Regions from separate parts of the Homo sapiens genome. Here region 1 is linked to region 2. Evidence: chromatin contacts called from ENCODE Hi-C data. All regions are on one chromosome and are shown on one strand. The core of a region is the stretch at or near the end of the contact, and the rest is flanking DNA. Distances in the headings are between cores, read along the strand shown. Region 1 overlaps LINC02698 (long intergenic non-protein coding RNA 2698). Region 2 overlaps CADM1 (cell adhesion molecule 1).

Region 1 (4,136 bases), core at 1,107-3,606, 650 kb after region 2:
GTCCAGGCGTGATGTGTTTTTGTCATCTTGTCTCGGATTAGTAGTAATATATCTGCTGGTGTGATGGACGCATCTGCTTTCGTTTATTCTGAGCCCTGGTAAGCTCACAGGCTTGGATTAAAGCAAAATCATGCTGAGCGAACATTGCTATTTAGCTACTTTTTCCCCCTCTCTTTTTCTTTTCCATTTTCAAGTTTTAATGTGAATGTAGCAAGAAGCCATTTTCATCCAACATGATGACTTGGAAAAGATGCCTCTACTTCTTATATTCTGAAGGGGAGGAGGCCTGAACCAGAAGGTGGGACCTGAGAGGTCAGGTGTGTATTATAAAGGGCAGAAAAGAGAAAGGAGAGAGATTCTGTGGGTTGTAGAGAAAAATGTGAATTTGTAGGAACAGTTCTGAGATGACTAGATCTGCTACACTTTCCCATTAAAGCAATAAACAGCCACCTCCTCCAACAACAAAGTTGACAGTGCCCTGTATATTTCACTCCACATTTCACACCTCACAGAGGATTGGGCTTCTCCTGTCTTTTCTCTTGAGTCTTGGAGGAAGCGGGCTCTGGACCTCCCTGCCTCCTTACTGCTCTGCCATGCTCATCCAGCCACTTCAAGTGCGAGACAACCTCTCTGGTGTGAGCTCCTCTTCAGGCCAAGCTATAGTTAGATGGATCCATCACAGGTGCATCTCCTCATTTCTGAAACCAGGGGCTCAACAAGCTCATCTGCCTTATTTCACACCTAGTATTCCTTTAGTTGGATGTCTGGTTAACTCCGTCATTTCTTGCTGGCTGCCCAAATTCTGCCTCTCAATGCTGAGTCAAACAACTCCCTTTGCAGCCACCTGAATCCCATCTTAGAAAGTCTGCCTTCCTTGGTTTCAGCCCAGCACCTATTTATCCAAGTCAAAGCTTCAGACACTTTTTGGTGGACTACACAAGATCTTGAGAGTTCCCCTCTCTCTACCTAGTCGGGTTTTTCTGGTCAGACAATATGCTCCTTTACGCCATCCTTGTGTACTTAGCAATTTGCACCAATTCATCCTGCCAGTTCCTCTTGAGTTTCCTGTATTGTTTCAACTTCCTTTTTCTTTTAAACATATTCAGGACAGCAACATCTTTGTTAACCAAGGAGAAAAATTACAAAAACATATTTCTGAAATATTATAACCAAATGTAGACTTTATAAACGAGGCCTAGGAATAAACGTTAGGCTACCGGGTGAGAGAGATTAAGGTAGGAACAGTCTTTAAAAGTGAAATAAAATGATGCTGAAAGTCCTCGGGGTTGCATGGGACAGAGGGAAGGGGTGGCAGTGATTAGGTGAAGTTTAGGAGAATTGGAGGAGAAGATAGAGCTGAATTCAAACCAGAAGAGGTGTAAGGGGTGGTAGGAGGGCAGGACTGTAGCTGCCCTCCCTTGGAGTGAGGCAGGCTTTGGGTCCTAAAAATAGTGGCTGAGGGATTCACTTTCTTTTATCATCTGCATGGCTTGGGACTTCAATATCCTCAGATGACTGCATACCTTCTCCCTGACCCAGTCTACCAGAGCAGGGGCCATTTAACGGGGGCAGTCCCTCTGACTACACTCCATCTCCAGCAAAATAAAAGGCACTTGAAAAGGGCTCAATCAGATTCACCTTCAGAACAGCAGAATCTGGCTAATGTGATTTCAAGCTTCCCCTCACTGCCCCTGGAGCTCTCCACCTTCTTGCTGATGTCTCAGATTCTTTTAACAAGGGAAAAAGACTTTCATGCCACAATTAGGAATAAAAGGCATAAAATGCAAATGCCTGGCTGAGCTCCAGTTGGAGAATAATCAATCAATCCTTGGAATATAAATTACTGATATCAGATTCTTCCCTGCTATGATACAGGGGGGAGGGTTAAAAGAGTTAACACCTGAAATGGGCATTGCCAAGGAGATGGGCGGGGAGGGAGAGCAGTCCCTTTCAGGTGTACACCTTGAGGTTTGAAGTGTGTGTGTGTGTGTGTGTGTATGCTTTGTGTCACTTAGTGTTCACAATTCTGGGAGGCAGGCATTTGTATTCTTCCTGTTGTGCAAAAAAGGAAACTGAGGCTCAGAGCTGTCAAGTAACTATTCCCAGGACCAGTGACTATGAAACAAGAGATATTTAGTTTGAACTTGTACCTGAGGTTCTGACTGCAAGCCCAGTGAACTTGAAAAAATACACCAAAGCTACAGAAAGAAACTGGAGACAAAAGAAATACCCTACAAACTTTTTCAATTTTGTCTTGGCTGAGACTTGTTTACCTTCAAATAGGGGAGGACACATGAATGTGTATGTGGAGCAATTTTAGTATGGAACTGCCAAGGCAGGCAGCCCGCTTTGCATGATTTATGAAGACAACGAAAAAAAGGAAGTTGAGAGTTGACTTTGTAAAAATAACCTCCATTTACTGTGAATTTGCTATTTGAAGTACACCCCTGTTTTCATTAATTTATCCTCCCTTCACAAAGTTCCTTTGACCTTTCCTTTTCAATCCACTTATGCAGCCGAGGGCTTAAACTATTTCTAGTTTATCATGGACATTATGCTTATTTTTCTTTAAAACGTTTTTTCAATTGAAATATAACACTCATACAGAAATACACACAAAACACGAAACTACATAGTTCCACAAATTATCATGCAATAGACACCTAGGAAGCCGTCACCTAGATTGGGAAATAAAACACCTCTAGCATCCAAGATGCTCTCTTCTTGTCCCCTCCTCCCCCTCACTACTCTCTTTCTACTTCTGGAGGCTTATTTTTATCCAGAGGTTACTCTTCTTCTGGCTTCTAAGATTATAGATTAATATTGCCTATTTTGGGACTTTATATAAATAGACTTATACTATATATTATTTTGTATTTGACTTATTTTGATCACTATTATATACATGAGAGTCACCCATCGTTGCATACAGCAGTTTATTTTCATTGCTGTATACTTTACCACTGTACAAATATACCCCATTCATCTGTCTATTCCACTGTTAGAATTTGGATTGTTTTCACTTTGGGGTTATTATAAATAATGTTACTATGAACAACATCCCTGCACAATTTTTTTTTTTTTTTAGACGGAGTCTCACTTTGTCTCACGCCTAGGCTGGAGTGCAGTGGTGTGATCTCAGCTCAGTGCAACCTCTACCTCCTGGGTTCAAGCAATTCTCCTGCCTCAGCCTCCCAGGTTACTGGGATTACAGGCGTGTGCCACCCTGCCCAGCCTGTACGTGTCTTTTGGTGCACATGTGTATATTTCTGCTGGATATTTACTTGGGATTGAAACTGCTGGGTCATAGAATATATGTAAGTTTAAGTTTAGCAGGTAATACCAAGCTGTTTTCCAAGTAATTGTACCAACGTACAGTCCCATCAACAATGTCTGAGTGCTCCAGTGGCTGCGCAACCTTGCCAACACTTGCTATTACCAATCTTGTGAGTTTCAGTTACTCTGGTAGATGTGTAGTGGTGTTTCATTGTGGTTTTAGTTTTCATTTCCTTGATTACTAATAAGGTTGATCACGTTCATATGTTTACCGGCCTCTGAAATATCTTTTCTTATGAAGTCCCCTTTTCACCCACTTTTTAATTAATTGTCTGTGTTTTATTGATTTGTAAGAGCTCTTCATATATTTTAGATTGAATCTTTGCTTACTTTATATGGATGCAAATAACTTCTCTGTCTGAGCACATGTTTTTTTTTTCTACTCATGGTATCTTTTGATAAGTTGAAGTTCTTAGTTTTAGTGTAGTCTAATTTAACAGCCTTTTCTTTCATGATTAGTACTTTTATGTGCTTCTAAATAATTTCTGTTTTTCTCCTAAGTCCATAGAAATAATATCCTATATTATCACATAGAATCTTTATAGTGCTTTCACTTTCAGATATGAATACCAACTGAAATTAATTTTTGTATATGCTCTGGTATAAAGGTCAAGTTTATTTTTTGTATATGGGTATCCGAGGGTTCCAATATTATTTATAGAAAAGATTGTCCTATTCCCACAGTTCCACAGTCTCAGAAGCCAATGTCCATACATGTATGGTATTTTCTAAACTCTCTTCCACCTCATTGGTCTATTTAACTATCATTGTACTAATGTCACACTATCTTAATTATTATA
Region 2 (4,213 bases), core at 1,459-3,958:
AGAAGGTTATGACACTGGACACACAGAAAACAGAAGACCTGCTACCTCACAGTTCATACCCAGAAACAGCAGCACTTACTAGAGTTCCTAGTTAGGGGACCTCTATCATTCTTACCCATGAACCTTCTGGGTGAGGCTAAATTTAAAGCCCAAAATTTGGGCTGAAATGTAACATCTGCTTATAGGTTAATCTCTGATCTACAGAAAGGCTACGTTTTTCATGCACTGCTGACTTTGGCCATTAATTAAGAAGAAGCAGAATGCTTGCTGGCCTATGTGGAAGGATTTTGTTTTTCTTCTTTTTTCCTTAATGTAATTTACAAGCAAACAGAGAGGGCATATTTTTCAGCATAGTGCACTAAGGATTTTACATGCTCAACTTCCATCAATAATAAAGACAGTGTTGAAAAACTTAATCCACCCTGCTTCTTCAGTACCACTGAGTTTTAGTTAAATGCTTTTTTATGTTCCTAATGAGCTGTTTATCAGTTGCCAATTATTCACATAAATTGGGAAGAACAAGCTAAGGATTTGTTATACCCAAAATTTATTTTAAAAACCATTTACTAAATCACAAAAAATACACCTTCAGTTTTGATAACTGATTTTCCCAATTTACTCTTTAAGTTCTGGAGAAACATCTACTATCTACTTATGGCTACAGCTGCCACAGTTACCGTAATAGCTGGCTGAAAAGGTAAGCGTTAGTCTTGCCTGCATTATACAGAAAAATGTTCCCCTCTGTTGACACATGCAGTATTTATAGGCATATTATCTGACCACGGGCAGATGAGCTATCCTCTCGCCCAGCCTAGGAATCAAATATTATAGAAGGTCTATGTGCCGAGATCTATCCCTGGGTGATGGAAACTTAAAAATAAATTCTGTTCCCCTTCCTTTGTCCTGAAAGAGAAACTTAAGCGTTTTCAACAGGTGGAATAGAAACCCTGGGATTCCACTGGCACCTCTAGAACTAAGGGACATTAAATTTTCCATTGAAGAGCCTAACTACGATATGAATATGTCAAAATACCAAACAATCCAGATGGCTGATTGAATAGCCCAGAGCTCATCATTTATATTTTAATTATGTTCATAAATCAAATGTTATAACCCACCAAACCTTTTCTGAAACAGAACCAGCCTCCAAGATTTATTTTTAAGTAATGAGGTAAAGCCTAGTACATTTTCTGGGGGATCATTTTACGCCTCGGTTGGTGTTGTAAGGCATGAGGCCAAAAGCCAGACGATACTTTCTACCCAAGTGCAATAACTGCCCAGAAATGTATCACTCAGAATGGCTTAATGTCATTATAAAATGGAACTGCTATATAAAAATAAGAAAAATAGTTAGGTCTGTACACTTAAAGAACATTACAGTTATAGACATGGCATCATCAACAGCCAATCAATTAGGTCGAGGGATCTGAGGTTTTCATAATACACTGTGAATTTTTTTAAACCCTGTAAAAGACATTTAGCAAGACTGCTATAGCAGACAAATTTGTTCATTAGTCAAAGTTGCACAGAGGGTTAAACACCAGGAGGCTTTAGGTCACACTACAGTAGCAACCAATTAAAAAAATAATATTAGAAAGACATTCTGATTTGATGAGACTTTCTTTAAATGTACTTTGCTCTCTCTATAAAGGGAAAAAATATATAAAAGGAAACTCTTAAAGAGGTTGGAATGGGTTGCTGGCAGATTACAATTGATTTCATGCCAGTCTGACCTTGCACCACATTCTGTGATCTTTTCAGAAGATGAAACTCAAGATTCTGAACCTGTATTTCAGTTTCCTATGTAAATGAAAAGACACAGTCTCCTCTGTAGGTCCAAACACTAACGTATCAGGTCTTTGCATTCCTTTATTTAGAAAAAGGTACTTTGCAGTTTCTTCATGACTGGGATGTCACCCTTCCAGGGTAGCAGAGAGGAGCAGAGCTGAGTCAGTGGAAAAGGCATCCTCATACCCTGGCAGGAGACATGCCAGCGGGAGACCTATTATCCCTGGAGTCCCCACAACCTTCCCTCTCTTCCTAAGAATTTCTAAATCAGGAAATGCAGGTGTCATATTTTCTTTGATGTGCTCAATGCAACTAGGTCCAGGGGCTTGAGTGCAAATCTGTTTCTGCAACTGCATTTGGGACACAGGCTCTTCTTCATGTTTCTTACTTAGATTTCACCCAATATTCTGAAACACCAAGGAGTATGGGGATTTGATGCTTGTGGATCAAGTGCTAATTGTTTCAAGTCCTACCAGGGAGAACTCAAGGGCAGCATGAGCACAGATGATATCAGAATGTCTGGGTAGCGGGTCTGGGTCAGCCCCTGTGCATTCAAGTGAGGAAGCATTGACTGAAGAGTCTTTGTCAATCATGGAGGATTATTGGAGTTTGGAGTAGAACGACAATGCAAAGATTAACCTGAGATTTGGTGAGTGTTAGAAGCTGTTTGAGCTCAAAGCAAGAATCAACCCCTACAATATGGCTGTCTAAATTGTTGGGGGAGGACAGCTTTGCAACTAAAGGAGGGCAATGTCTAGCAATGCCAGGTGACTGGGATTGGTGAATGAACGGAGTCACACAGAGCTCTCAGAGGAGTTAAAGAGAACATCTTGCAAAATATTTGCTTTCTATTGTCATAATACATTCATGAATAATTTTCACTGCCGTTTATTTTGTTTGTTTGCAAGGTGAAGAACCTCCTGCTGTTACATCTGTTGTTATGACTCATAGTACTGAAACTGGGCTTCCTGAAGAGGGCTGAACGATTGTGAGTGGGATGAGTCAAATCTGGTGGGACTGACGTAAGACCAATACCACAGTAGAATGCAGTCTTCTCTTGCTGCAACTTTCAGGTAGGTTTGTGGGTATTAGAATTACTGTTTACAAAAAAGAATCAAATTTGATCCCATGGTGTGGTGGCAGAAAGCTTTGTTCCCACTGCTTTTTAAATGGGGGTACATACTCACAGAATATTCTTCCATGTCTTGGAAGCAATTCTCATCATTTGTAAGCAAACACTGGGCAAGAAAATCCCTATAGCAAGATTTTCTGTACAAGAATCTTCCCTCTGTAACAAGAGAGGGGTTTTTTTGTTTTGTTTTGTTCTGTTTCTTGAAGTCTTGGTAACTAGAACGGTGCCAGGGACTGGCACACAGTAAGCATTCAAGACATAGTTGCTGGATGAATGAATGAAGGAATAAGTGAATGAGAAAGTGAAGAAACATTGGGGCATGGACTTCTCCTTCCACCTTTACTACTGATTAAAAAATAAATAAAATCAGATCACGAGTTCCCGTTAGTCCTCATCACAGAATATAATTTTGTTTTTCTTTTGGAAGGTCAATCCAGCCGCCCAAATCAGAGGTTCAGCCCAGGTGTTCTGCTTTACATATTTCCACTTCACCATACATTTATTTAGCACTTCCGATGTGTCTCTAAGTGGTGTCTTACAGGAAATCAGAAAGGATGTTGTTTGACCATTCCTTTTAGATTTTTAGATGCCAGCTTCACAACTATTTAACCTTCCACACAATCAAAATTTAACCTTGAGTTAAAAACCATTAAGTGAAGTATGTGCATTAGAAGACTGGTTTCACTATGTAAGTATTCAATGTCCACAGCCACACAGACACATCTTTTACAAATACATTAAGGTCAGTGAGATGAGAGGAGGTGGTTCTTAGTAAAACAGGCCTCTTTCTGCAGGGTATGCATTCAGAAGGCAGGTATAAAGGCAAAGGCTTTTCCCTTAAGGGTTATTCCAGTCTTGCTCACGATGTATTTGCCCAACACTCACTCTTTGTATTTTGAATACTGGTTACTCAGCCTCTTGACACTTTTGGTACTGCAGATTGTATCACTAACAATCTATAGTCCTTATAATATCAGGAACTTGGAACCAACACTACTCTGTGTTAACACAAAGAAATAATAGGTTAAAAAATTAGCTTCAATCGGGGTTCTTCATTCCTTGATTATTTCTCATAAGGAATCATAAATACTAAAATAACCTCCCTGAAACTCAATTCACTGCTTTAAAAAAAAAATAAAAGGGAGAGTGGGAGGAAGAGCGTATTCCGTTTAAAAAAAAAAAAAAAAGAGAGAGAGAGAGAGAGAGAGACTGGAGATCAGAGAGAAACAGGCCAAATCTGAAAACGCCAGCTATTATGCTCTGAAGAATACAACCTGGAAACAGAATTGATGA

Evidence for each region. A loop is a pair of places that touch in the nucleus more often than their neighbours do. Pooled maps may share reads with other maps.
Region 1: a pooled map shows a loop between it and region 2 (11-fold over the local background). The contact joins two enhancer-like sites. A Hi-C loop is called at or near these places in 4 of 37 single-sample maps with no recorded cell type and 4 of 50 pooled maps.

What each region holds. Positions count from the first base shown.
Region 1 is chr11:115,871,580-115,875,715 of GRCh38, forward strand. All of the region lies in intron 2 of LINC02698 (long intergenic non-protein coding RNA 2698), which reads left to right. Among named protein-coding and RNA genes, the nearest start is that of LINC02703, 46 kb to the right of the region's middle. Within about 2 kb of position 2,357, at least 3 of the 41 ENCODE cell types and tissues checked have a DNase peak (open chromatin) inside an H3K27ac peak, as active enhancers do.
Region 2 is chr11:115,219,868-115,224,080 of GRCh38, forward strand. All of the region lies in intron 5 of CADM1 (cell adhesion molecule 1), which reads right to left. Among named protein-coding and RNA genes, the nearest start is that of CADM1-AS1, 170 kb to the right of the region's middle. RefSeq lists an enhancer at 2,673-3,481. Within about 2 kb of position 2,709, at least 6 of the 41 ENCODE cell types and tissues checked have a DNase peak (open chromatin) inside an H3K27ac peak, as active enhancers do.